Linked DNA regions of Homo sapiens: region 2 is linked to region 1. A link is an interaction called in ENCODE POLR2A ChIA-PET data of the cell type or tissue named here. Cell type or tissue: HCT116. All regions are shown on one strand. Each heading gives the region's core, and the rest is flanking DNA. Links, peaks and the distances in the headings are about the cores only. Region 1 has its middle 21 kb from the start of LILRB4. Region 2 holds the start of LOC105372460 (a long non-coding RNA gene).

Region 1 (16,660 bases), core at 3,824-11,823:
ATTAATAATTGCAGAAAAAATTTAATCAAGGTTGTTTTGCTTATAGCAGAAGTAATAGTAACGAATAAAAAGCAAGCATTAAAGTTTTACTAGCATTAAGTGTAATAAAACTTTTTACCAAAGGTTGGTGATATAATGCACTGTAAGCTATAAAAAGGTTATAAAAACATTTACATAAAAAAGGATTTTGTATGGTGAATACTTGTCCTAAAAGAAAATAACTGGTTGTTTAAAGGAAGAATGTTTAGGACAAGTCTAAAAGTTTAAGTGTGTTGTAAGAGAGTCTGTGAAAGTCATAAAAAATTTAATAATTAAAAAAAGTCAAAATTAACGCTAAAGTTATTTTAGCCACCCAATAATGTATTTCTCCCAATCATACTGCAAGTAGTAAAAATGGCCTAAGCCTAAAGTTATTCTCTACTGGCACGTTAAGGAGGAAACATATGCTTTTCTCTAGGAAAAAGTTACTTTTACAGTAACGTTCCTGGTAATGTACACCGACATCTAGTGGAGGAAAACCTGTATTGCAATCCATTGATACAACAACAGGTGTCAAACTCCACTGTCACTTAGGGTCTGTAGGACTGCCACTAACGATGGTATTTTTTTTTTTTTTGAAACAGAGTCTTGCTCTGTTGCCCAGGCTGGAATGCAGTGGCACAACCTCAGCTCACTGCAACCTCCGCCTCCCGGGTTCAAGTGATTCTCCTGCCTCAACCTCCCAAGTTGCTGGGATTACAGGAACTCACCATCATGCCCGGCTAATTTTTGTATTTTTAGTAGAGATGAGGTTTCACCATGCTGGCCAGGCTGGTCTTGAATTCCTGTCCTCAGGTGATCTGCCCGCGTTGGCCTCCCAAAGTGCTGGGATTACAGACATGAACCACCACACCCAGCCCCAATGGTGGTAATCTTAATACTCATATTCTAACCCTATATTTTAAACCTTCTTGTAAAATTTCTCTCTTTTTGCCTAAAAGTAATTAAACTCCAAATGGTGCTGCAAGCAAAGCCACACATGGACACGCCATTCTTTTGAGAAACCTTAAATCAACCTCAGAAAAAGGCCCAACTGCTGTTCCCCCACACAACACCCCTTTTCAGCAGGAAGTAGCCAGAAAGAAACATGATCCAACACGCACTAACAGCAGTTAGCTTTGCCTCTCTTTAAGGGGAGGAATAATACAGGAGTTATTAAGGAATTATTTTAGGCACATAGTAAGGGTAAAGGTTCTTGGTGGAAATTTTCCTGTAATAAGAAACAACCCCTGAACCATCTCTTTTCTAACAGAGAAGCTGTCTTAAAGAGCCTGGCCGGCAAGCTTTAAAATTCAAATGCTGGCCATTAAAACATGGGTTCATGCAATATGGTGATTTCTGCCATCTTCTTATCACCACCTGTGCCAAGCGTGATGGCCACCTCCAAATAACACAAAGCATCATGGTGGCCCACATTTGCATATTAAAAGGCTAAGGTGGGAGGAACAAGTTTTTCGAGGGCTATGTAAATGACACACCTGGCCTAACCAATCCCCTGGGCCCTATGCAAACCAGACACTTGCCTCCTCCAGCCTCCCAATATAAGCAACCACTTTTCCACCACACACGGGGTTCTTCTTTGTTCCAAGCTCCCCTCCCTTGGCTCTGTACAGAGGAGCTCTTTTCTTCTTTCTTTCTTCTTTCTTGCCTATTAAACTTTTTGCTCCTTAAAACCACTCCACGTGTGTCCTTATTGTTTTATCTAAACTGGCATGAGACCAAAAACCCTAGTCACCAAAGCCATATCACTGGAGCTCATGGTCTCAGGTAAGAAACCTCCAACCCGTGTCCATTGAAGCTGGCATTAGTCGTGTGAATGTAGAACTTCATGTTAGTAACACAGCTTTTAAAATGTTTCCCTAAATTGAGGCGGAGCTTGCAGTGAGCCAAGATTGTGCCATTGCACTCCAGCCTGGGCGACAAAGAGAGACTCCGTCTCAAAAAAAAAAAAAAAAAGTTTCCCTAAATTGTATATTTTTACTGTATACAACATGTGGTATTGCAACATTCCTATTTGTGGGTTGGCTAAATCGATCTAATAAACATACACATCAGTTCACATACTTACTACTGTTTGTGGTGAGAACTCTTAAATCTACTCTCACAGTGATTTTCAAGAATAGAATATATCGTTATTAACTATAGTCACCATGTTGTAGCATAGATCTGGAAGTTATTCTGTCAAACTGGAATTTTGGACCCCTCTATCAACATCCTCCCAAGATATAGGAATAAATGTGAGCACATCAAAAGACACCCAAACCATTACTTATTATAAAAATTCATAGGAATCCACAGTGAGACACTACTTCAAACACTGGATTGGCCATATTCTGAAAAATAACAAATGTCAGGAAGGGTGTGCGGAAAGAGAACCTTCACGCACTGCTGGCATGATTGTGAAATTTTTCGGTGACTGTGAAAAGTGGTTTGGAGGCCGGGCGTGGTGGTTCACGTTTGTAATCCCAGCACTTTGGGAGGCCGAGGCAGGAGGATCACCTCAGGTCAGGAGTTTGAGACCGGCCTGGCCAAAATGGCAAAACCCCTTCTCTACTGAAAGTGCAAAAATTATCTGGGCACGGTGCAGGTGCCTGTAATCCCAGCTACTCAGGAGGCTGAGGCAGAATAGCTTGAACCCAGGAGCAGAGGTTGCAGTGAGCCGAGATCGTGCCGCTGCACTCCAGCCTGGGTGACAGAGCCAGACTCCATCAAAAAGAAAGAAAGAAAGAGAGAGAGAGAGAGAGAGAGAGAGGGAGGGAGGGAGGGAGGGACGGAGGGGGAGAGAGAGAGAGGAAAGAAAAGAAAGAAAGAAAGAAAAAGAGAGAAAGAAGAAAAAGAAAAAAGCGGTTTGACAGTTCCTTAAAAGATGAACCTAGGAAGGCTTATATGCTGTTGGTGGTAAATTAGCTCAACTTCTATGGAAAACAGCATAGAGGTTTCTCAAAGAACTAAATACAGAACTGCCGTTTGACCCAGCAATCCCACTACTGTAAAAGAAATAATTATATTAAAAAAGACACACGCACTCGTATGTTCACCGTGGTGCTATTCACAATAGCAAAGTCATGGAACCATCCTAGATGTCCATCCATCGTGGCATGGATAAAGTAAAAGTGGTAAATATATAGCCCAGAATACAGCATAGCCATAAAAAATAGTGAAATCATGTCCTTTGCAGGAACATGGATGGAGCTGGAGGCCATGATCCTACGTGAACTAACTCAGAATCAGAATACCAAACACTGCATGATCTCACTTACAAGTGGGAGCTACACAATAGGCACTCATGGACATAAAGATGGAGATAAACACAGGGAAACCCAAAAGGGGGGAAGGGTGGGAGGAGGGCAAGAGGTTAAAAAAATATATTAGGGCTGGGTGCGGTGGCTCACGCCTGTAATCCCAGCACTTTGGGAGGCAGAGATGGGGGGGATCACCTGAGGTCAGGAGTTCGAGACCTGCCTGGTCAATGTGCAGAAACCCCATCTCTACTAAAAATACAAAATTAGCTGGGCATGGTGGTGCATGCCTGTAATTCCAGCTACTCGGGAGGCTGAGGCAGGAGAATTGCTTAAACCTGGAAGGTGGAGGTTGCGGTGAGCCGAGATCGCACCACTGCACTCCAGCCTGAGCAACAAGAGTGAAACTCCATCTCAAAAAAAAAAAAATCTATCTATCTATTTATATATATATATACACACACACACATACATACACCAAACAAGCACATGTACCTTTTGAATATAAAATAAAATAAAATAATAATATAAAATAAAATAAAAAATAAACCTAGAATTACTCTATGATCTAGAAATTTCACTTCTAGGTATGTGACTAAAGGTTTAGGTTATACAAGACGAATGAAGTTTGCAATGTACCCTACAACATTTTGTCTTTAGTTAACAATACTGCATCATGAAGTTAAAAATTGGTAGGAGAATTAACTCTTCCTACCACAATAAAAAAAAAGACTGATAGTAGATATTGTGAAAGGAAATTAAATTTTGGGACCCCACACTCATTTAGCTAAGGGGGAAAGTCAAGCTGGGGACTGGGTCACACAAACCTGCCTCTCCATTTTGGTTCGTGAATAAGATGGCTACAAGGTGAAAAGCTACATGCCTCCCCCACGTTTTGCCCACAAGAAGATTCCTAGTGAGCTGTTAAAATTTCACCATGGCAATGTAAATTGATAGCTTATCTTTCCAATGTATATTGATAGCTTATCTTTCCAGTGTATACTGATAGCTTATCTTTCCAGTGTATATTGATATCTTATCTTTCCAGTGTATGATAGCTTATCTTTCCAATGTATACTGATAGCTTATCTTTCCAGTGTATACTGATAGCTTATCTTTCCAGTGCATACTGATAGCTTATCTTTCCAGTGTATACTGATAGCTTATCTTTCCAGTGTATGTTGATAGCTTATCTTTCCAGTGTATATTGATAGCTTATCTTTCCAGTGTATATTGATAGCTTATCTTTCCAGTGTATATTGATAGCTTATCTTTTCCAATGTATATTGATAGCTTATCTTTCCAGTGTATATTGATAGCTTATCTTTCCAGTGTATACTGATAGCTTATCTTTCCAGTGCATACTGATAGCTTATCTTTCCAGTGTATACTGATAGCTTATCTTTCCAGTGTATGTTGATAGCTTATCTTTCCAGTGTATATTGATAGCTTATCTTTCCAGTGTATATTGATAGCTTATCTTTCCAGTGTATATTGATAGCTTATCTTTCCAATGTATATTGATAGCTTATCTTTCCAGTGTATATTGATAGCTTATCTTTCCAGTGTATATTGATAGCTTATCTTTCCAATGCATATTGATAGCTTATCTTTCCAGTGTATATTGATAGCTTATCTTTCCAGTGTATATTGATAACTTATCTTTCCAGGTACAGTCTCCCCAGCCCATCAGACACAAATGCATATCTGATCATTCCCCCACCCAATTTTGTCTATGTTTATCTTATGTAAAATGCAGATTCACTGCATATTTTCCTCTGCCCCATTTGTTTTTGTCGTCTGATGTAAAAAGTGCAGATTCACTGAACCAGACAAAGGCATGAATGACTATTTTTAAAAAAAATACAGATTCACTGAGCTAGACAAAGGCATGCGTAACTATTTTTCCTTACCCTCCTCTTACATGAAAATTGTGTGCTTCTCAATATCCCGCCCTTTACCCTTTAAATTTGGATCCCTCAAAATCATCTTCAGAGAAAGGCATAGATCTGTCTCCCAGGCACATCTTTAACTTTGGCAAATAAATCTCCTGAAATGATAAGAGACTTATCTCATTGGACAATATCCAAACACTTGTGCCCAAGTGTTTATAGAAGCATTATTCACAATAAAAAGATAAAAGTATCACAAATGTCCACCAACCAACGTGTTGCATCCATATGTTAGAAATTTACTCATCCATAAAAATGAAGTACTGATGCATGCTGCAATTTGGAGATTCAAAATATGAAGCTAAGTGAAAGAAGCCAGATCCAAAGGTCACATACTATATGATTACATTTATATAAAATGTCCAGCAGCTGGAAATCCACAGAGACAGAAAGCAGATTGATGGTTGCCTGGGGCTGAGCAGGGGTAGGGAGAGGAGAGGGACTGCTCCGTGGAACGGGGTTCCTTTTGGGGTGATGAAAATCTTTGGGAACTAGAGGTGGCAGTTGCTGCAATGAAAATCTACTAAATGCCACAGAGTTGTATATATATATATATGTATTTTTTTTTTGAGACGGAGTTTCACTTTTATTGCCCAGGCTGGAGTGCAGTGGTGTATTCTCGCGTCTCTGCAACTTCCGCCTCTCAGTTTCAAGCGATTTTCCTGCCTCAGCCCCCCAAGTAGCTGGGATTGCAGGTGGCCACCACAACACCTGTCTAATTTTTCTGTATTTTTAGTAGAGACGGAGTTTCACCATGTTGGCCAGGCTGGTCTTGAACTCCTGACCTCAGGTGATCCACCCGCCTCGGCCCCCCAAAGTGCTGGGATTATAGGCGTGAGCCACTGCGCCCGGCCTAGAGTTGTATACTTTTAAAGGGTCAATTTTACATTATCTGTATTTTACTTCAGTGAATGGAAATTTAAGAAAAAAGAGCATGGTTCTATGCAGATTTCTTTTATCTTAAAAAGTTGCAACATGACCCAGTGTTTTTTTTTTTTAATGTGAGGTAGGATTCCTAATAAGTGAGAGACGTCCTAAGTCCCACAGTGTTCAGACATGAAGCTGATCTTTTCACCTTACATCTTAAATTCTAATGTGGCTGAGTACAGAATTCGGGATGAGCTCCAGGATTCCTGCAGTCTGTAACTTTTTCTGACACTTTACCATTCCACCCGTGATGACGGATTGTTCCTGACTTACCTTTGGAACATAAAGGCTCTTACACCACGTGTCTGGATCTGGTAAAAGAGATTACACGAGATTGAGAGCCTTACATGTCTCAGGCAATACTCATCCTCAAACCAACCCTGAGATATGGGTCATTATCTTCTTCTATAAGGAGGAAAATGGGAAAGAGGTGTTACATGATCAAGGTCAACCATCAGTAAATTCCACCCTCATGTCTTACATTAACACCTGTTCATTTCCTCCAGGGATCACTCTTGCCCAAAGCATGGAGACAGAATCCATGGTATCAGCTGAGGGCTGTGAGCAGGGAAGAAAAGAGGTAGTAAGGAAGGAGAAATGACTCAGATGTTTTGACAGAGAGTGACCCTGTTTGCCCCAAGAACACTTGCGGGTTACAGTCCTAATCTTACCCCCAAAGTGTTCCCAGACCAAACTGAGGGTGGGGCTGCTATTTCTCATGGCCCAATAATGAGATGCGGATGAACTGGGGAGGGAGAGAGTTTTTATTTCTGTTACCGGTTACAGGGAGAAGGCCTGGAAAACATTGCCAGACCAACTCAAAATTACAAAGTTTCCCAGAGCTTATATACCTTCTAAGCTATTTATTAAAAAATGCAGCTATTTTCTAAGCTATCTTCTAAGCTAAGCTAAGAAGATAGCTAAGCTTCTTCTAAGCTAAGCTAAGAAGATAGCTAAGCTTCTTCTAAACTATCTAAGCTAGATAAGCTTCCAAACTATCTTCTAATAAGTTTAGAAGATTCTAAGCCATTAAGCTACCTAAGCTATAGTCTTCTAAGCTATCTTCTAATCTAAGCTTAGAAGCTTAGCTATCTAAACTAAGCTAAGATATTCTAAGCTTCTAATATCCATCTTTCACATCACCCATTTCCTGCATGGGATATGGCACGCCAGAGACCCAGGGGATGTTTTCTGCATGAATCTAGTAATAAACAAATACCTGCATCCCTCAGGGCTGATAAAGAGTCTATAAACCTCAGATGGAGAGTCTAGAATGTTAGAACATAAACCAGGGAATGTGTCAGATGCCTAAGAACCTTCACAGCAATTCTAGCAATTCTTCATAAAAGCAGCTGTCATTTACTGAGCATAGTTCATCAGGTTATCTCTAGGCATATAATGAAAATAATAATCATAGTAAAAAATAGCCCACATTATTGAATGACTGCTAAGAACATGGTAGAATTTCACTTTGTACATCACATGTATTAACTATGTAGTTCCCCACCAAAACCATGTAAGGTAGATACTAGCACTATACTAAGTTTATATATGACACAATAGCAATGTGGGTAACTTTCCCTAACTCACGAAGTTAAAAGGGGCAGAGCTGTGATCAAATCTCAGGCTTCCTGGCTCCAGAGTCTTCCCTGTTAGTTCAACTGATTGCTTCCTATGAGAGGTAGAATATAATAATCTCTGATTGTCAACCCACCAAATATCCTTACAAAGAAGACATTTTTATTATTGCAATTTTATAGAAAAGCAAAGTGAGCCTCAGAGAGGCAAAGTGACTTTCCCAAGGAGACAGAGATAGCAAGAGGCAGATGTAGGTTTTGAAAGTACTGTGATGTAACTCCAAGCCTGTTGCTTTTTTTTTTTTTTTTGAGACCGAGTCTTACTCTGTTGCCCAGGCTGGAGTGCAGTCACGTGATCTCAGCTCTCTGCAAGCTCTGCTTCCTGGGTTCATACCATTCTCCTGCCTCAGCCTCCCAAGTAGCTGGGACTACAGGCACCCGCCACCACGACTGGCTAATTTTCTTTTTTTTTTTTTTTTTGTATTTTTGGTGGAGACAGGGTTTCACTATATTAGCCAGGATGGTCTCCATCTCCTGACCTCATGATCATCCCTCCTCAGCCTCCCAAAGTGCTGGGATTACAGGCGTCAGCCACTGTGTCTGGCCCCAAGCCTGTTGCTTTTTAGTCAATACCCTATAAACTGGTTTCCTGAACATGGTCTGGAAAGAGATGACCTGAGGTGGATGAGGAAGAGCCAACTCTAAATGCCACCCTGGGCCGTGCTAGTGGTTGTCCTGCTGGGTGAGCGGCTAACATCATAAGCTTCTGAATTCCATTCCTATTCAGAATCCATGGAGTGGATGTGTCTTTTTCCAATTTATTCTGATGCATTCGCTAAATATTTATTAGACACCTTCAGGGAATCTCTATTTAGGAGTCTCTAAGAGGGGGCCCAGCTCATACAAATGTATCAACTAACACACCAGAAAACAGTGGAAGCCTTGTTGCTTCCTGGACTCTGACCATGGTGCTGAAACTAGAGTTCATGGCAACATCCCAGTCAGTGCTGTGGACAGCGACCACAGGAGCCACTCTCCTGGGGCTGGGGCCTGATAGAGGAAATAGGAATGGTGTCTAGATACAGGGCCAGGTCTGTTGGAGACCTTGAATAGGAGCCAAAATTGAACAGGATGTGGGGAAGCTCAAGAGGTTGATGACGTCTAGCTGGACCATGGAATGTTGCTATCTAAATAGGCAATTATTTTTGTACTCTACACCAGGGTAGGCAGACAGGAAGCCAAGAGGGAAGCATCCTGGAACTTCCTTCGTCATACAGAATACTGAGTTTCCTTGGCTGCTCATGAGTGTATATTATGAGTGCAATAAAGTTTGAGTGCGATTATCCCTTAGACTAAAATCTGTTTTTGCAAGAGTTTTCTTCAGAGAAATGGAACCAATCAGATGTTTATTTATGTATATACCTATCCTCTGTCTATCTAGCTATCTGTTTATTTCTCTAGGAATGTGCATTATGAATACAATATGGCCCCTCTTACTGTGGGCCAACGTTTGTTCCATGTTTTAGCCAATGAACCAGACAAACTGTTAGAGCCATGTCTAGCTCACTGAGATGCAACATTAAATGCAGGATCTCTCCTTAGTAGGTCCATATCAATAACATTGGCCTGGCTCAACTTTATCTTCCTTTCACCATTATCCAACACCCTTAATGTCCATTCGCACACATGTTCCCTAGATTTCTAGGTGTATAAATCAGAAGAACTTAGTAGTCACTTTGGAGTGTAGCACATTTCCCCATGGATCACACATTGAACCTATGGCTTAGAAGCAAAGATGGGTAGTGGGGGCGGATCCTGAGGAAAATTAGCACTGTCTTGCATGGCAACTGCCTCCGCGGAGGCCACTATTGTTTCCTCAGACAGTGCAGGGTTAATCTCCTCAGATGCACGGGGAGAGAATGCTTCCATTGTCAAAGAGCATGATTAAGGAACTCACTGTCCTTACCTTCATCAGTGTCTTTCACACATCCCTATTCCAAATGTCAAGATTCCACACCTTCCGAATCAATACCCTTAAAGTAGACACCCTTTGAGGCTGGGAATTCCATTTGTATTGTAATTTAGCCACTTGAAGGGTGAGTTTCTGGGTTTGCTTTTTCTTTTTCTTTTTTTTTTTTTTTGAGACAGAGTCTTGCCCTTGTCCCCCAGGCTGGAATGCAATGGCACGATCTCGACTCACTGCAACCTCCACCTCCTGAGTTCAAGCAATTCTCCTGCCTCAGCCTCTTGAGTAGCTGGGATTACAGGCACCAGCCACCACACCTGGCTAATTTTTGTATTTCTAGTAGAGACGGGATTTCGCCAAGTTGGCCAGACTGGTCACGAACTCCTGACCTCACATGATCTGCCCACCTCGGCCTCCCGAAGTGCTAGGATTACAGGCGTGAGCCACCGCACCTGGCCCCAGGTTTGACTTTTCAAAGGCCTCAGCCCTGTGGCTACAAATGATGAGTATCTTTTAGGGCAGATATAGAAGTCTTAGCTCATTTATGTTTGCACTTGAACTGAAAATTCAAATCTTTGAATTCATCCTCTTCTTTCCCCAACTTTGTCCAGTGACAACCCAGCCAATCTCATTATGCTCATTAGTTTTCAAAAACATTCAAAAGTATTATGTACATGATCACTCAGATTCTTTTTTTTTTTTTTGAGACGGAGTCTTGCTCTGTCGCCCAGGCTGGAGTGCAGTGGCATGGTCTCCGCTCACTGCAAGCTCCGCCTCCCAGGTTCATGCCATTCTCCTGCCTCAGCCTCCCAAGTAGCTGGGACTACAGGCGCCCACCACCACACCTGGCTAATTTTTTAGTATTTTTTTTTTTTTTAGGAAAGATGGGGTTTCACCGTGCTAGCTAGGATGGTCTCGATCTCCTGACCTCGTGATCCACCCGCCTCGGCGTCCCAAAGTGCTGGGATTACAGGGGTGAGCCACCGCACCCGGCCCACTCAGATTCTTATAAATGTTTGTTAGGCGTTTCCAATGATGACATTTGGTGTATCCCTATGGCCACATCATGTTATGCACTATCAACACTACTGGAAATGGAGTCATTAGTGTTTTTAAATCTAATCAAATTAGAAAGCCGATTTCAGAAACTTTGGATCCAATTCAGAAAACTCATCCTTAAAAATTCTGTTCCTTTGGAATCATCCCTGGAACCAAAATGATTTTTTTTTCAAGGGTTCTCCAGAGAAATTGAACCAGCAGAATGTTTATTTATGTGTCTATCTGTGTATCTATGTATCTATCTATGTATCTATCCATGTATCTATGTATCTATCTATTTATCTATCTATCTATTTATTTGTTTATCTATTCATTTACCTAGGAATTGGCTCATGTGATTGTAGGAGCTTGGTGAGTCCAAAATCTGCAGGACAGTAGAGTATCCTGGAGACTCAGGAAAGAGTTGTAGCAAACTAAAAAATCCAAAGACAATCTGCTGGAAGAATTTCTTCTTGCTCAGGGGAGCTCTCTGCTATTACTTTATTGTTATTTTGCTCACAAGACATGTATCATCCTATAACATATTGGATTTTCTATTAATTTTTGTTGTTGTCTAATATCCATCTTTCTCAACTATAATATTGATTCAATACAGACACTTTTTTAGAAGTCTTTCTGTCTTTTTTCTGATACATCTTATACACCAAGAATCACGTTTGACCCATTAGATACTTAATGTGTGCCCATGAAAACAGTGAATAAAAGTGTCTCCACTTCTTCCAAGTTTATTTTTAACACTGGAGCAAATGATTTCTACTTGATTCTCTCTTTTTTTCTCCCTTCCAGGCTGCCTTTAGTGCAAAGTCCTCAGAATGGAAAAATATTCTTGGGGGAGGCAAAACCTTAAGGTTGGCAAGAAACAAACCCCAGCCTTATCCTTACTTTCCTTCTCTCAGTTAGATCTCAATGTCCTTGGCTGCAATGCCGTCTCTACCTAGTCTACTTCAAGCTTCCCAGATATGATTTCCTCTCTAAGTTTCTCTGTCTCTTCCTGTCTCTGTCTCTCTATTGTTCTGTTTCTTTCCATCTCTCTCTTTCTTGCTCCAACTTTCTCAGTCGACTAAAACTAATAGCTACGAATAGCTTTCAGTAATTTGAACATTTCACGGATGTTTTTCTAGATCAACTGAAATCCCTATGCAAACACTGTCACTGTACTTGCAGATGAAATGATAATCACTTCCCGGCAAGAAAAGGATCTCATGGTAGTCTTAAGCCTTTATCTCAGGGTTAAGATGCCCCCTTTTGTGGAGGTGCTTAGACTGTGACTATGGCAGTTGCTTTCCCAGCAAGAAACTGCATTTGGTAAGTGGACCTTCTTTCAGTTAGAGAGCCATATTCTTAGAGATGTAGAATATTTGTTGCAACATATATGTGTGTGTGTATATATATATATATATATATATATATATATATATATATATGGTGTAAACATCCCGGTCTATTTCCCCTAAGGTCAAAACTGAACATGGAAAAGAAACATGGGGCAGGGGTATTTTCTGAGAGTTCCTGAGACACAGAACCACCCCAGCCTTCCCACTCAGGGCTGCCTGGCATCTCCTGTTTACCTTCTCTGTCATAGCCCCATCTGAAAGACTCTGTCTGAATAAATATACCAAACCTCATAGTCTTAGCTCTCCTCTTTGTACGAGGGGTAAGAGTGTGTTCAGGTCTTGGCTCCTGTTCACACACCTGTTGTCTAATGGCAACTGGTACTTAGGACATTTGAAATATCTCTGGTGGCTGCATGCTGCACTTTGGTTGGCAATGGCTGTACGTCTCTGAAAACCTTCTGTGATGATTGCAAAACGGTACACTTTCATCTCCTTTCTTATGGGTTCCGGGGAGCCGAATGCACTTGATTTCACCAGTAATATATGTCTATAGACAATTTCTCAGATCGGCGTGAAGAAGGTAAATTATATCTTTCATTTAGAAAAATATAAATCTCACTTTTACAAAACGTGACTAAGAATTGTCAAGGCTTAGAGAGCAGGAATAATCAGGGACTATATGGGTGTTCATGTCTAATAAATGCAACTCTGATCCTTAACCGTATTTAAAAGCGCTTTCAGAGTTCCGAAACCTTTTCATCTGCTCCAGATTCACTGGGTTCTGAAGCCAAAGCTTTCTGAAACTGTTCCTCCTCTCAGCCCCTAAGTGGTGAACGCTTGGTCTGTTCTGACAGCTGAGATCCTAGCCACGGGAGCGTGAGGTGAGGAATTTCCTGTCACCATCCCAGAAAGTAAAATATAGCCTCATTATTTCCTAATTGTGTTTCCATAAGAAAAACAAAGAATTCGATAAAAGAAACAAAGACCAGTATTTACTTTTTCATAAATGATTGTAGTTACTGAAGGACATATGGGGCCCGTAATCACAACGGGTCTAGGACTCACAGGTATTTTCTCGTCTCCATTATTTACCATAATTGTGTCATTCTCACTCCTGCTTACATGATTTATTTGGTATAATTTAAATGTATTTGTATGTTTTCTCTATGACTTAATGGGCAACATGCCCCTTTCTCTAACTTGTGTTTGTTGGTTTGTTGATCTCTGATACAAATTTGCTAAATATATTCTAGTTGTTGTTATAAAATATTTTCTTTCCAAGAAAATTTTTCAACAGGTTCATGTGCACACCATATATGAAATTCATATTCTTTTCTTATTCTCTTATTTTTCTCCCCATCCTCTACAACACTTGGGCCAAACTGTTATGGATTATTGTGTATCCACCAAGAAATGGCTTTGAGTTTTTAAAGTATCTATTTCTCTGAACTAATCTGTAATTTCCAAGAATCTAATATTTCTCAATTTTTAACACCAATTATTTTACTTTGTAATTTAACAACTTGTTAATTATTAAACAAGTAAAAAATGCAAAAATAAAAACTATGTTTTGATAGTTTCTAATTTATATTCTTTGGAAAATGTCTAAATTTTAGGAAATTAAAATTTTTTTCGAATTGAATGTGGCTAGAAATAATAATTTTTCACTGCATGGCATTACGTAAGTGTAATAGAATTCTACTCTCATCCTACTTTAGATAATGCCAAACTGAGAAACCATTATTAATTTATTTTGTTTTTGTCTAGACATGAAAATGAAAAGTTGCCATCAGAAGAATCATTATGGAAAGTGAAAATATGGTGCTAAATTAAATATGTGGCAAATAAATGTGTTTTTTTAACTTTTAGGTTCAGAGGTACATGTGCAGGTTTGTTATATAAGTAAATTGTGTGTTACAAGGGTTTGAAGTACACATTATTTTGTTATCCAGGTGATAAGCATAGTACCAAATAGGTAGTTTTTCTGTCCTCACCCTCCCCACTTCCTCAACCCTCAAGGAGGTCCCCCTGTGTGTGATTACCAAGGAGGCCCCACTGTGTGTTATTACCTCCTATGTGTCCATTATGTATTCAGTATTTACTTCCAACTTATAAGTGACAACATATAGTATTCAGCTTTCTTTTTCTGTGTCAGTTCTCTTAGAATAATGACCACCAGGTCCATTAATGTGGCTGAAAATGACAGTATCTTATTCTTTGTTTTGAGGCAGAATCTGTCTGTCACCCAGGCTGGAGTGCAGTGGCACTATCTCAGCTCACTGCAGCCCCCGCCTCCCAGGATCAAGCAATTCTTGTGCCTCAGCCTGCCGAGTAAATGGGATTACAGGTATGCACCACCACACCCAGCTAGTCTTGTTTTGTTTTGTCTTGTTTTTTGAGATGGAGTCTCGCTGTGTCGCCAGGCTGGAGTGGAGTGGCGTGATCTCGGCTCACTGCATCCTCTGCCTCCCGGATTCAAGCGATTCTCCTGCCTCAGCCTCCTGAGTAGCTGGGACTACCAGGTGCACACCACCATGCCCAGCTAATTTTTGTATTTTTAGTAGAGACGGGGTTTCACCATGTTGGCCAGGATGGTCCCAATCTCTTGACCTTGTGATCCGCCCACTTCAGCCTCCCAAAGTGCTGGGATTACAGGCATGAGCCACTGCATCTGGCCAGTTTTTGTATTTTTTTTTTTTAGTAGAGATGAAGTTTTGCCATGTTGGCCAGGCTGGTCTCAAACTCCTGTCCTCAAGTTATCCACCCGCCTCGGCCTTTCAAAGTGCTGGGATTACAGGTGTGATATATATGATATATATGTGTCCTCATGGACACAGAGAGGGAACTTCACACACCAGGGCCTGTCAGGGGGTTGGGTAGGGGGGTAGGGGAGGGATAACATTAGGAGAAATACCTAATGTAGACGACGGGTTGATGGGTGCAGCAAATTGCCATGGCACTTGTATACCTATGTAACAAACCTGCACGTTCTGCACATGTATCCCAGAACTTACAGTATAATAATAATAATAATAATAAAAAGAGTGGTCTCTGGGCTATAAGTTCCCTGCAGAGGATTGCATCATCTATTTTGTCACTGCCCCCACCCTAATGTTTGTAGGCTCATATATTATGCCAGTTAATATGCAAAGACTTAGGGATTCAGTACTGAATAAAAATGAGAATGGCCATGGCCTCATATTGCTTATGAGACTGCCAAAACCGAACGTGGTGTACATAATTACCCAGATGTATGGTGACTTCTTAAAAAATGAAGCATAGCCTTGCCATGTAATCTTGCCATTTTACTTCTGTGTATATATCCAGGGGAAGTCAAAGCAAATACTTGAGCAGATATTTATACCTCCATGTGCACAGCAGCATTACTTACAACAAACAAAAAGAATAAACCACCCAATGTTCATAGATGGATGAGTGGAGACATAAACTGTAGTGTAGACATACAGTAGAGTATGTATGTCTTACAAGGAATGAAATCATGATTGCCACATTCTACAACACGGGTGAAACTTGAAGATGTTATGCAGACTGAAATCAGGCAATCACAAAAAGACAAGTATTGTATGATTCTATTTATATGAAGTGCATAGAATAGGCAAACCCATAGAGACAGAAAGTAGAATATTGGCTTCCAGGGGCTGGGGTTGGGGGAGAGAAAATGGGAATTGGTATTTAATGCATACAGATTTTCAGTTTAGGATCATGAAAAAGATCTGGAGATGGATGGGGATGATGGTTGCGCAACGGTGTGGATGTACTTCAGCAAGGTGCTGTGGCTCACGCCTGTGTGTCTGCGTGCTAGGGTCTCGGGGGTTTTATAGGCACAGGATGGGGGCGTGGCAGGCCAGGGTGGTCTTGGGAAATGCAACATTTGGGCAGGAAGTGCCCGTCCTCACCTAGGTCTGTGAGGGTGGAGCCCTAGCCAGGGACCACGCCCTCCTCTGCCCAGCACTTCCCTTCCCTCTTCTGTATTATTTAAAGGGACTACACCCTTCCCTTCCCAGCACTTCTTTATCACCACTTAGAAAGGCCATTATCAAAAAGACAAAAAATAACAAGTGGTGGCTAGGATGCAGAGAAAAGGGGACTCTTGTGCACTGTTGAAGGCAACAAGAAGGAGTGTGGTCATTACAGGAAACAGTACATAGGTTCCTCATAAAACTAAAAAGAGAACCACCCTATGACCCAGCCAGCCCAGTTCTGGGTATAGATCGAAAGGAAAGGCAATCAGTATATTGAAAGGATAGCTTCACCCTGGTGTTTACTGCAGCACTATTCACAATAACCAAGATTTGGAAGCAACCTAAGTGTTTATGTACAGATGAATGGATAAGGAAAATGTGGTACATTTACACAATGGAATATTACCCAGTCGTTAAAAAGAATGAAATCCTGTCATTTGTGGCAACACGGATGAGCCTGGAGGAAATAAGTGAGATAAGCCAGGCATAGAAAGACAAAGGTAGCGTGTTCTTACTCATGTGTGGGAGTTAAAACAGTTGATCTCAGAAGCAGAGAGCAGAGTCGTGGTAACTAGAGGCTGGGA
Region 2 (12,924 bases), core at 658-8,657, 160 kb before region 1:
ATTACAGGCGAGAGTCACTGTGCCTGGCCAAAATGTGGAGAATTTTAATAGGTATTTTGTTGCCGACCTTTTCTTCCTGTTTCCTTGGGGATTCGGGTGGTTACTTTCACACAGAAAGAAAACAGCTTTTCCTGAGGACAGTGGTTCCCACCATGGAACTGAGACACGCTGAGCGTGTGAGAGATGCCCAGAGTGGCAGTCATGGCATCCTGATCTGCAGACCACTTCTCGGCTTCTGTCCAGAGCAGAGGCCAGGTGTCTGGACTTCCCTTTCTCAGACCGTTGGACCAGCTGGGCAGGGTGTTGAAGAAAAAAAAAATCCAGTGTCACTTGTTGAGGCACAATAAGGAGGACATTATTCAGGACTATTGCTGTAGGTACAGGGACCATGGTGATGGAATTGCACAGTGTGGGAAAGAGACTGGGCTCAACTCTGAGTAGAACAGGAAAAGTGGGAATTTGTAGCCTTGGAGCAGGGTGAGCGGGGTCAGTCAGTGGAAAATTGCTAAGAGAAGTCCTCAGGGGTTAAGAAGACCCTGGCTAAACCGACCCAGCAGGATTCTTGCTGAAGGCAGGCCAAGGCGGCCAGACATCACCTGAGGCTGATGGAGAATGAAGGTTCTTACCTGTGAACCATCTGATTAAGGGTGATCAGATATCTAGAGTTAAACTGACTCTGCAGGATTCTTTCTTAAGTAAGAATTGGAAAAGAGTTGCAATTCTTACTAAAATTGGGCAAAGCAGAGATAAACATGGAAGCCCAGAGGTCAGGGCTCGTTGGAAAAGAGCTCAGAGGAGCCTGAGTCGAGCATGGTCAAGGAGATCGTCTATCTGAAGGGAGAACGTAGAGCCTGGGCAGGTGTTGGGGAGGAGGGTTTAGACCAAGAATCACAAAGCTCATGGGCCTTGCTTCATGGAGGGATCACAGACCCAAGAGCTTCATTCTCTTCTTCTTGAAGAAATGTGACCACTGGGGCTGGGTCTCTCCTGGGCTTGAGAGTGAGGTCTGGGGAAACCCACAGGTCTGTGCCCTTGGAGAGGCTTAGCCCACCTGTTCCCAGGAGGACACCACAGCCAACAGTGAGAACCTGTCCTCCATCTCTATCAGACTACACCTTGCTGACCCCAAGAACCAGAAGGGAGTGTCTTCCCCTAGGACCCCAGCTCTGCTGGGAGACCTCTCGTACCCATGGCCTCTGCCAGTCACTCTCACCTGTGACCCTAAAAAGTCTCAAGCCCTTCTCTGCATGTTCCTAATTCTTGGTCCATCCTATCCTCTTGGGGATGGCCCTTTGCATGGAACATCACTGCAGGCCTCAGGAACCCCAGGACAGAGCAGAGTCCTCCGCTTCCTCCATCCTGTGAGCAGGTGACTTGGGATTTCAGATGAGGCTGGCAGTGACTGGAGATTTCGGAATCTGACAGATGCTTTTAACTACCTGGAAGGACTGTGCCCTAAGAGACAGAAGATATGAGAAGCATGAGAATCCACTGAAATGTAAAGGGCTTTAGAGCTACAAGAGAAGCTCTAAAAAGACAAGGAAATGCAGAAAGCCCCCAGTTCCTCAGTGGCTTGGGAGGGAGGTGCAGACTTCCTGACTATACAGGAGATGATGGGAAGACTCATTACGGATGGGGGCTAGGAGACCACCCTTCCTTAGTTACGTGTTTTGTGCTGTGTCTTGACAAGAGAGATGAATCAGGGTCCTAGGTGAGAATTCACCACCATCCAAGACCTAAATGGGTGTGTGTAGACTCTGAAGTCCAAGAAGTTCTGCCGACCGACGTCTGCACAAACCACTCTCAGCAAAACAACCACTAGAGTAATCCAGGGTTTCAGAAAGAGTTGGTCTTTTCCAATCTAGCGGAGAATATCTTCTCCCAGTGAGAGAGGGACACACACACACACACACACACACACATACACACACAGTATTGGCTCTGTTTTCTCTGAAGTGTGTGGCCTTTTTTTTTTTAAGGTGTTGTAGATTACTTGGAACTAAATAGAGGTGATGGTTGAAGAAGATTATGAATGCACCAAATTCCACTGATTTGTACACTTTTACATAGTTAATGGTTAGTTTTATGTTTGCGTACTTTATTACAATAAAAAGTAATGATATAGTATTTGTAGAGCAAGTAGCAAAGTCCCAATATGAGTAGAATCTTATCATGCTCATAATTTATACACACAGTGCATTGAAATAAGACACTATTTTCGGACAGGCGCGGTGGCTCATGCCTGTAATCCCAGCACTTTGGGAGGCTGAAGCGGGAGGATCACAAGGTTAGGAGTTTGAGACAAGCCTGACTAACATGGTGAAACTCTGTCTTCACTAAAAATACAAAAATTAGCCGGGCATGGTGGCGTGAGCCTGTAATCCCATCTACTCAGGAGGCTGAGGCAGGAAAATCACTTGAACCAGGGAGGCGGAGGTTGCAGTGAGCCGAGATCATGCCATTGCACTCCAGCCTGCGTGACAGAGTGAGACTCCATCTCAAAAAAAAAAAACAAAACAAAACACTATTTTCTATTACCAAGGCAAGGCCAGAGTGATTCCCTTTTTGCTTCCTCTCTGCCCACGATGGTGTACAGTAGAAAAAAAAATGGCCTTATCCAGATGTCAAGATTCCATAGTTCATATGAACATCATCTACACCTTGAGCTTCTCCACCTCTTGCTAAATTCTGACTCCTATTCCAAATGTTCCCAATATATCTGGCCCTATATCTAGACACCATTCCTATTTCCCCTGTCTGGATGCAGTCCAAGGAGAGTGGTTCTTGCGGTTACTGTTTACAGTACTGACTGGGATGCTGGCGCCTGTCTGTAGTTTCAGCACCATGGCCAGCGTCCAGGAAGCCACACAGCTTTCTCCATTGTCGTCTCTTAGTTGATCATTTGCATATGCTGAGTCCCTATCTTGGGACTCTGAAATAGAGTCTTCCTGGAAAAATCTAATCAGTAACTTTTTTTTCAGGGCAATATTCAGGCATTAGGGTAAATTGGAAAAAGAGGATGCCAGTTGTTAAGGCGATGTTTTTGGAAAAAAAATAACCCTTACATTCCATGGATTCTGCAAGCAAGTAGAATGGCCTGTTGTGGGGTCGGGGGTGGGGGAGGGGGAGGGACAGCATTAGGAGATATACCTAGTGTAAATGACGAGTTAATGGGTGCAGCACACCAACATGGCACATGTATACATATGTAACAAACCTGCACATTGTGCACATGTACACTAGACCTTAAAGTATATACATTAAAAAAAAGCTCAGAATGTGGGCTCCCACACTCATCAGGACAACTAGAATAATCCAGGGTGTCAGAAAGAGTTGGTTCTCTCCAATCTAGCTGAGAATATCTCTTCCCGGACTTTCAAGATACCAGCTATTGGGTAATGGCCAAACGACAACAGGCTTTAAATCACACCAAACTGCTTTCAAAACCTGAATCTGACCTTGCTATCTTTATGTGCTTGGGAGAGTCACATTACCTGTCTAAGACTCACTTTGCTTTTCCATAAAATGGCACTAATAATGCTGTCTGCTTTGTAAGCATGTTTGGAAGACGGATGATCGGGGATTATTATATTCTGCCTCTCTGTTTAGCTAGGAGGGAAGGCTCCGGAGCCAGGAAGGCTGGGATATGATCATTGCTTTGTCTCTGAAAACTATGAGATTTAGGAAAATTACCCACTTGACTCAATTTTGTCATTTATAAAATGAGGGCAATGCCAGTACCTACCTTATATAGAGTTTTGGTGGAGAACACATAGTTACTGCATGTGACGTGCAAAGTAAACTCTGAACATGTTGTTAGACTCACTCAATAATGTGGGCTATTGTGATCACTACTATAATGTTACTCTAAAAACGATGATAATATTATCATAGTTTTGTGGCTACACAGAGCCTGATAAACTTTGCTCAGTAATAATACCTGTTTTTATGAATCATTGTTAACATTTTCTTGAAGGTCCTTGGACATCTGACATATTCCCTGATTTACTTTCCAAAGTTCTGGGCTCCCCATCTCAAGCTTACAGACTTAGCCTGGACGGATGCCGGCATTTGTTTTTTTCAAATATTTACTCAGCAACATCTCCTGGGACTCGGGACTCTGATGTGCCACATCCTGTATAGGAAACAGGTGATGTGGAAATGAGTCAGACTCAGCTCCTGCCCCTGACAGACTCTGACAGAGAAATCTGCAATGCACTGATAAGACTCTGCTACCAGAAGCTTAGGCGCTGCTGAAACGCAAAAGAGATACCAATTTATCTTTTCCTAAGGAGTGAAGGAAAGCCCCTTGGCCATGAAAACCCCTCAGATGGTACCAAAAATATAGACAATTGATCCAGAGAGGAAAAGAGGGGAAGGAAAGAGTAGAGAGCATCCTCAAATGAGAGAGCAGTGTATTCGGAAGCATCAGTAGCTATGAGAAGCTACAGGCTCAAACAAGGGGAAAGATTTAGGAGGAGAATTATTCTCAATTGCTGGAGTGAGGGGTTGAGCCAAATAGGTTAAATTAAAATTTTCATTGTTGACCATGGAAGGGCTGCGCACTGGGGCAATAGGAGAAACCTCCAGGAGTGTTCAGGGAAAGAAAGCAATTAAACGTGGATCATGTTTTTTGTTGTTGTTTTTGTTTTTTGTTTTTTTTTCTGAGATGAAGTCTCGCTTTGTCGCCCAGGCTGGAGTGCCATGGTGTGATCTTGGCTCACTGCAACCTCCACCTCCCGGGTTCAAGTGATTCTCCTGCCTCAGCTTCTGGAGTAGCTGGGATTACAGTCATGCACCACAAGGCCCAGCTAATTTTTGTATTTTTAGTAGAGATGGGGTTTCACCATGTTGGCCAGGATGGTCTCGATCTCCTGACCTCGTGATCTGCCTGCCTTGGCCTCCCAAAGTGCTGGGGTTACAGGTGTGAGCCATGGTGCCTGGCCAGATAAATTTTTAAAAGAGAGGGAGATTTGGCTGGGCATAGTGGCTCACGTCTGTAATCCCAGCACTTTGAGAGACTGAGGTGGGTGGATCACCTGAGGTCAGGAGTTCGAGAACAGCCTGGCCAACATGGCTAAACTCCATCTCTACTAAAAATACAAAAATTAGCCAAGCATAGTGGCAGGTGCCTGTAACCCTAGCTACTCAGGAGGTTGAGGCAGACGAATCGCTTGAACCCGGGAGGCAGAGGTTGCAGTGAGCCGAGATCACACCACTGCACTCCAGCCTGCAATAGAGAGAGACTCCATCTCAAAAAAATAAAATAAAATAAGAAGATGACTGTGGGAATGGTAAACTGATTTCCAGGATGGGATACCCAAAAGGCACTGCAGACCTGGGGAGAGGGTAGCAGCAATATTGACTTTCATTGTGGACACGGCGAGTAGAAAAGTCCTGTAGGGAACTCTATAGGTTCTTGCCTAAGGGAAGAGTCACAAAGCTGTTGGACAGAAATGGAAACACTACCAAAAGCATCAACGGAGAAGAGAAAAAGGAAAAGAGTACAAGGGATGGGGATAGGGTAGAAAAGGATGATTCTCAACAAGTCAGGATTTCTCCTACCCAAACATCTATGGTATACACCTGCCACTCCTTGCCAATACTTTTGTCATTATATATATATTTGAGACAGAGTCTTGCCCTGTCGCCCAGGTTGGAGTGCAATGGCGCAATCTCGGCTCACTGCAGCCTCCAACTCCCGGGTTCAAGTGATTCTCCTGCCTCAGCCTCCCGAGTAGCTGGGATTACAGTCACCCACCACCACACCCTGCTAATTTTTGTATTTCTTTATTTATTTTTTTAGTAGAGACAGGGTTTCACCATATTGGCCAGGCTGGTCTCCAACTCCTGACCTTGTGATCCACCCACCTTGGCCTCCCAAAGTCCTGGGATTACAGGCGTGAGCCACTGCGCCTGGCCTACAAATGTGTTAATATCTCAGGGTGTGTGTGTGTGTCTGGGGAGGGCCAGGTGGTTTTCTGTGCTGAGTTTGCTCTGTAGGGAAGAGCTGTGTTTTCTGGGGCTGTAGAGTTTAGCTCAGTCCTGATCATCAGCAATACGAATGTCAAACAGGAAGGCTTGTGTCTTATTTGGATGAAGATGCAGACCTGTGGAAGGATTTTGATCAGGGCCAGAAACAGGAAAGTTTGGGGCTATGAGAATTAATAGACATCAGCAGCAGTGAGGGTCTGGAGTAGGGGGCTGGGAGGAGGCTGATGTGGTGACAGAGACACGATGTCTTCAGTCTCCAGCTGAGCTTGGACTGTGGGGATGGGTCAGGGGACGTGGGTGAGGAGGGACTCGGGGAAAGAGCTGTTTGGATTTGTTCACGGTGTGGGGAGCAGAAGAGCGTGAGGAACTGAGAGTTGCTCCAGTCTCTGCCTTGGTTCACTGGAGGAGCCGATGGGGCTGTCTCGGGATGGATGACCCCAGGAGAAGCAGCAGGCAGGGGAGGTGTTGATAAGATGGATAACTGGCCTCAGAGAAAGCAGAGCCTCCCTCCAAGCCCGAGTGTGTGGTTTTGTTCCTCCCAAACACTTCCTTCATCTGACTTCCTTTGTTCTATAATTAGCAGCACCTTCTCTTCATTCTTCTCTTTCAAAACCTCTGATTCATTTCTACCTCCTCACTACAGTGTGTTTTCTGAAAGTTCTCAAAGCACAGACTAATTCCCATTTTCCAGGAGAACCACACATTTCATATGGCTTCAAGCCAGACAATGGGAATCCACGCAGAGAGAACATGCACGCACACAAACAGGAAGGACGCAGACGGGCTTTGGGGGTGACGAGGGACAGCTTCACCCTGAGGTCTCAGGCGAGGGGTGAGGAAGGAGACTCATGTGAACTCCTCTGTCTCTGCTCTCAGGCTTGTTCACAAAACCCTGCATCTCAGCGCACCCAAGCCCCCTGGTGCACGCAAGAGCCAGCGTGAGCCTGCGCTGTCACTCAGAGCTGGCCTTTGATGAATTTATCTTATACAAAGAGGGGCACACACAACATTCCCAGCAGTATGGTAGGATGATCCAGGCTGGGGATCACTCCTTCAAGGCTGTCTTTTCCATGGGTCCTATAACGCCTGCCCGTGCAGAAGCCTATAGGTGCTGTGGCTGTTTCAGTCACTCCTGCTATGAGTGGTCGGCTCCCAGTGACCCCCTGGACATTGTGATCACAGGTGAGTGTGGCTGGACCATTCATGGTCTTTTGGTGCCCAGGAAACTCCCCAGGGTGATGTGGTTGTTGATCAAACCGCCAGTAGAGGAAGAAAAATACCAGAACATAGAAACACCAAGTAACTTATTAGAGGGCCAGAGGAGGGGATGAAGGAAAGGGGGAGAAACAGAGAACTTGTGATAGTTAAAGAGAAAACAAGTTAGACAGTGACAGAGAATGTGAAACAGATATTGAGAGAGATTCGCAAACATAGACAATGCCTCCTCCTGACCTCTCACCTGTGTCCTCAATGCCTCCTCCTGACCTCTCACCTGTGTCCTCAGTGCATCCTCCTGACCTCTCACCTGTGTCTTCAGTGCCTCCTCCTGACCTCTCACCTGTGTCCTCAGTGCCTCCTCCTGACCACTCACCTGTGTCCTCAAACATCACTTCCTCATGACTCCCTTTCCGCAACAGAAGAGCTATGCCAGTCTATTTTCTAATCACCCACAGCCAAGGAATGATTCCACATACGAATGTCATAGTGCGTAGTTACCTGTTTTGTAGTTATTTCTAGACATCTATCACATCCCCTAGACTAGCAGGGCTCACAGGACAGGATCCATGTCAGTGAAGCGTATGCTTTATTTTTCATTCTTGGTTAATTGTATGAAATAAGGTTGACATTTATAGACATATGCTGGCAGAATGGATGGAAGCATGGATGGACTATAAATGGACAGACACAGAGGGAAGAGTTGATGATGTATTCAGTATTCAAATGCACACTTAAAATCTGTCGTATATCAAGCCAGCAACCTCTCCTGCTGCTTTCCCCCTTGAATTCTGGGATATTCAGCTCTGCTCTCAGTTTCCTGGCTCAGGGATTTCCTCCTTGTCCATTTTGCCCAGGTGAGACGCACACAGAGATCACAAACTCAGATCAGCCTGACAAATCCTAAAGCAAAATCATACCTGCAGCATTGACTATATAATCCACTGGACCCCATGCAAAATGAAAATAGAGGGCCCCATGTTCAAACATCAAGATGTCAACACGAGGGCATTAAACTCAGCTTGGAACTCTGATGGCACGGCTCCTGGACAGTGAAGCCAGCCCTGCACAGAGACATAAGCAATTGGGGGATTGCACACAGCATATACCAGGCACCTCGAGATCCCAGAGCTGCATGCACCCAACACACGCCAGGTATTCCAGATGCATCAGACAGAAAGTGCCCCTGGAGGTGATGGTTGCAGATCTGGGGGCCTCCAAAGCCCACTTCGCCACTCTCTGCTTCAGTCGTCATACTGGACATGGACTGTGTCCCTGCACAGACCCTGTGTATACCTAGTCCGTTCACTGCACTGCAGGGACTCAGACTTGGTAACTGAGTGTATGAATGTGTATGAATGAAAATAGCATGTTGATTGTGTTGGATTATCTTTACTTAACAAAGTGGCATGCAGTTTTATGAAGTTTTAAATGGAATAAATAGTGACGTCTTCACATAAGCCTCCTTAGGAAGTGACTAATATCACCCACGCTTACAGGATGAGGAGGTTGAGCTTCACAGCTTGTGCAGCAGGCTGAGAGTCACGGAGCAAACAGGCCGCAGATCCTGGAATGAGCCCAGGCTGGCAGAGGTCAGAACCCAGTCTTGTGACCACAATGCTTTGCCACCTGTGTTAGCTTCCTGGGGCTGTCCTAACAAAGTCCTGCAATCTGCGTGGCTTAACACCACAAAATCAATTCACTTATAATCCTGGGAAGTAGAAGTTTGCAAGTAAGGTGTCAAGGAGGCCATGCCCACTCTGTAGGTTCTAGGAAAGAATCCTTCCACATCCCCCCCACCTTTTTTTTTTTTTTGAGACAGAGTCTTGCTCTGTCACCCAGATCTGTGGAGCGATCTTCTCTCACTGCAACCTGCACATCCTGGGTTCAAGTGATTCTCATGCCTCAGCCTCCCGAGTAGCTGGGACTACAGGTGTGCACCACCACACCTGGCTAATTTTTGTATTTTTTTAATTTAATTTTTTTTTGAGAGAGAGTTTCACTCTTGGCATCCAGGCTGGAATGCAATGGTGAGATCTTGGCTCACTGCAACCTCTGCCTCCTGGGTTCAAGTGATTCTCCTGCCTCAGCCTCCCAAGCAGCTGGGACTACAGGCATGCGCCATCATGCCCAGCTAATTTTTGTATTTTTAGTAGAGATGGGGTTTCACCAGCTGGTTTTGGCCAGGCTGGTTTCAAACACGTGATGTCAAGTGATCTGCCCACCTTGGCCTCCCAAAGTGCTGGCATTACAGGTGTGAGACACTTCCTGGCCCCAAATCATTCATTCATTCATTTATTCATTCTTCATTGAGTCATTCGGTAATTCCCCGTATAGTTACTAATCACTAAATGTGTGCCAAGTACGGGGCTCCTCACTTCGTACAATTACGGTATATTGTAGACACAAAGAGTGTCTTCATGGTGGGAACTGGAGGAGAAACAATGAAAAAGTGGAGAAATAGAAATAAATGACATCAATGATAAATTTTATGAAAGAAAATGTTAAAACTAAACCATGAAAACTAATACAGAAGCCTACTTGCCTACGGTGGTAAGGAAAGAAATCTTGGAGCTGGTGATATTTGCACTCAACAGTGATATGAGGTGTGGGGAGAGGGATGGAAGTTGAGATAGAGAGAAGAGCACGTGCAAAAGTCCTGGGGTGAGGGAAATGTGAAGGATCCATTTCTTTTGCTGTAAATAAGACAACATACTGTCCTGAGTGTACGTGGGTATTTATAAAGTAATAATATTTATCTAAAACTTGGAGTGAAGTATCTGAATGAACGTATGCTTCGAGTAAGGGTTATAAACCATTGTGTCTATTTATGTACAGATGAGAATACCACATATTCCAGCCCTGCCGTGAAGGAAAGGTGGAATCAGAGATGAGGAATCTTCAGCTCAGATAGGAGACACACAGAAAGGTTTGCATGTGGAAGTGCCAGCCTGTCAACCTCTCCAGAGGCTCCAGAAGTGAGGCCAGAATTTTGATGATAGGAGATAGACTTTGGAGGTCATCACCCACATCCCCTGTCATGGTCACTGTCATTGTCCCTATTCCAGGCAGTCAGAAGGAAAAATGAAGGATGAACATAATGCGTTGGGTTCAATGGGCCAGGGCTGGAAGCAGCCACCTCTCCTGGGCAAAGCCTCAATTTCACAGATCTTCTCAGGTGAGAATTGAATCACTGCAAATGAAAAGCTTGCCCTTGGGTTGTGTCGACAGGTTTGAAGCAGGCAGGGAAATCTATTCATGGCAGAGATATAAACGGTCCCTTTATTCTATGGGTGGATGTGGATCAAGAATTCTAGACACACAGGGTGAAGCCTGTGTCCAAACTAATAGGACCTTCACACTGTTTTCAGCATGGAGAGCTCACAAGTATTGGAGGATTGGGAGAATGGGGTGTCTAGAATAACGTAAAGCAACAGGAAGCTTGATTCACCCAGATGGGTAACCTGAGCATATGCCCTCCTATGGATCAGCTCAGGAATTCCACGCTGGCTTCAACACAAAGGCCTTTTCACCCGTGCTTGCTAACATTCAGATTCCCATTAAAGATGTGTGTTTTTAATTAATCATTTCAAATAAAACCTTGACATTATTTTGCATTAATTTTTCATGTTTAAGTAATTGGTTTAATCGAGAAACGGAAGTGCATGAGGCAGATACTAAGTTAGTTAGGTCATTGCAAATATTTAGTTGGACTTTTATCATCCCTCGGCCTCAGATTTTCTGAAGCCTCTGATGCCGTTCACCCCTCTGACCTACGTGAAAGTAGCTCTTATCTTGTTCACCTTTTGGACCTTGTTTCAAAAGTAATGATAGAAATGAGCAGTCCAGTTGAGAAAACAAGATACTCTGGGAGGGTAGGTGCTGAAAATTCTTGGAGAAACCAAAGCTGAAGACAAGACTCTCAATCAATTGATCTTGGCAAGGAATTGTGTTTTCTCTCTTCACTGTTTAATACTGGTCAATACAATTATGGATGTTTTGATCTGGAGTGATTCTTTGTTAACATCTCTCGTATTCATCCAGAGAATGTAAATAAGGGCATAAAACAAATGTAAATATTCCTATGATAAAATAATTATTCTGCTATGGAGAATATTGGATCTTGCTCCTTAGCGTGGGTTATTTGGGTGAAACACTGAGAAACATGAATGTCAAAGAGTCCTACACTGTGAAACCCCGTCTCTACTAAAAATACACACACACACACTCACACACACAAATTTGCCGGGCGTGGTGGTGGGCGCCTGTAGTCCCAGCTACTCAGAAGGCTGAGGCAGGAGAATGGTGTGAACCCGGGAGGCGGAGCTTGCAGTGAGCCGAGATCGCGCCACTGCACTCCAGCCTGGGGGACAGAGTGAGACTCCGTCTCAAAAAAAAACAAAAACAAAAACAAAAAAACAGTCCTAAGCTTTCTAGGACCAAGGAAGCAGCTACTCACTCGCAATCGCTAGAGTGTTCCCATCTTCCAACACCCACCTTGATTTTCTCTAGTCCAGCAATGAGTCAGGTCTCAGCATGGTCGAAGCAGGGAAGGAGCATCTCATGCTGCTTTCCTTGTGGTCATACCTTGCCAATGCCACTTCCAGAGGCAGGTTTTTCATTCCTTCTTTCAGCTTTCAGGGTCTGGATACTCTGAGGACACTGGTTTTGCCTCTGTGCATTGATGAATGCCTCCGTTAATCTGCAAGTGAAGAGTAAGGAAATTGCTTTTCACACATTACTTAGAGGGCTTTTGGTACTGTCAGCGAAGGACACTTGTCTGATGATATCGATGTCAACCACAACTTGCAAAATATCCCATAGACTCAAATTTTAGGAAACTATTCTAACCAAAGCTCATCATCTGAAAGCTGTTGCTCTATGCACAGGGTCCTGGGCTTCTCTGTGTGTGGCTCTTCCCCCCACACAGGAGACCCATCCTCTCGTGAGATCTTCACCCTGCGCAGGAGACCCGTCCTCTCCCGAGATCTTCGCCCCGCGCGGGAGATCCGGCCTCTCCCGAGATCTTCACCCCACGTAGGAGACAGGTCCTCTCGCGAGATCATCACCCCATGCAGGAGACCCGTCCTCTCGCGAAATCTGCACCCCTAGCATGAGATTCCCTCCTATCGCGAGATCTTCACCCAACTCAAGAGACCCGTCCTCTCCCGAGATCTTCAAGGCACGCGGAAGACCCGTCCTCTCGCGAGATCTTCCATGCGATGGCTCCTGCCTCTGCTCATATCCAAACTCCTCCTCAGCCAGGTGTCTGATGACTCCACTGCCATCATCCCAGAAATTTGTTCCTAGAGAACACAAACAAATTTCTTCTCTATTCTTCATACCAAAGAAAATACTATGATATTTCTGCATGTTTATATTATTGTTAAGTGAACGGCAGTAATTGCTTATCTTCCAAAACGAAGAGCTGAGTAATGATATATCTTTAAACTCCATCCTTTTGACAGTGATTGAAATGGACAAAACAGTAGAAAGTAGAGCTGATATGTGTGATCACTTTTAATGACACAGATTAACAGTGAAAACCACAAAGACCTGTGGTACTTGTATCTAGGTAGTAGAACATTGGCCTGTAAACACAGCACTTCGGGAGGCCGAGGCAGGTGGATTGCCTGAGGTCAGGAGTTCGACACCAGCCTGCACAACATGGCGAAACCCCGTGTCTACTAATGATACAAAAAATTAGCTGGGCAT

What was found. ChIA-PET counts read pairs that join two places held together with the same protein. Peaks named below come from ENCODE experiments on the same cell type or tissue, not always from the same donor. Only the 100,000 strongest peaks of a DNase experiment are listed, where the experiment ranks them.
Region 2: POLR2A ChIA-PET joins it to region 1 with 5 read pairs; 2 of 35 experiments call an interaction of 5 or more read pairs at or near these places.

What each region holds. Positions count from the first base shown.
Region 1 is chr19:54,675,918-54,692,577 of GRCh38, forward strand. No RefSeq gene overlaps it. Among named protein-coding and RNA genes, the nearest start is that of LILRB4, 21 kb to the left of the region's middle. RefSeq lists a silencer at 8,625-8,825. In HCT116, for the core only: no CTCF peak of the experiment used is centred there; a DNase peak (open chromatin) is centred at 8,706; H3K27me3 peaks cover 1,806 bases.
Region 2 is chr19:54,514,854-54,527,777 of GRCh38, forward strand. It overlaps LOC105372460 (a long non-coding RNA gene), which reads right to left and starts at 12,257. Exons shown (of 4, transcript XR_001754038.3): 1 at 12,061-12,257; 2 at 11,707-11,911; 3 at 1,214-1,455; 4 at 1-291. RefSeq lists a silencer at 2,559-2,759. In HCT116, for the core only: no CTCF peak of the experiment used is centred there; no DNase peak of the experiment used is centred there; H3K27me3 peaks cover 3,057 bases.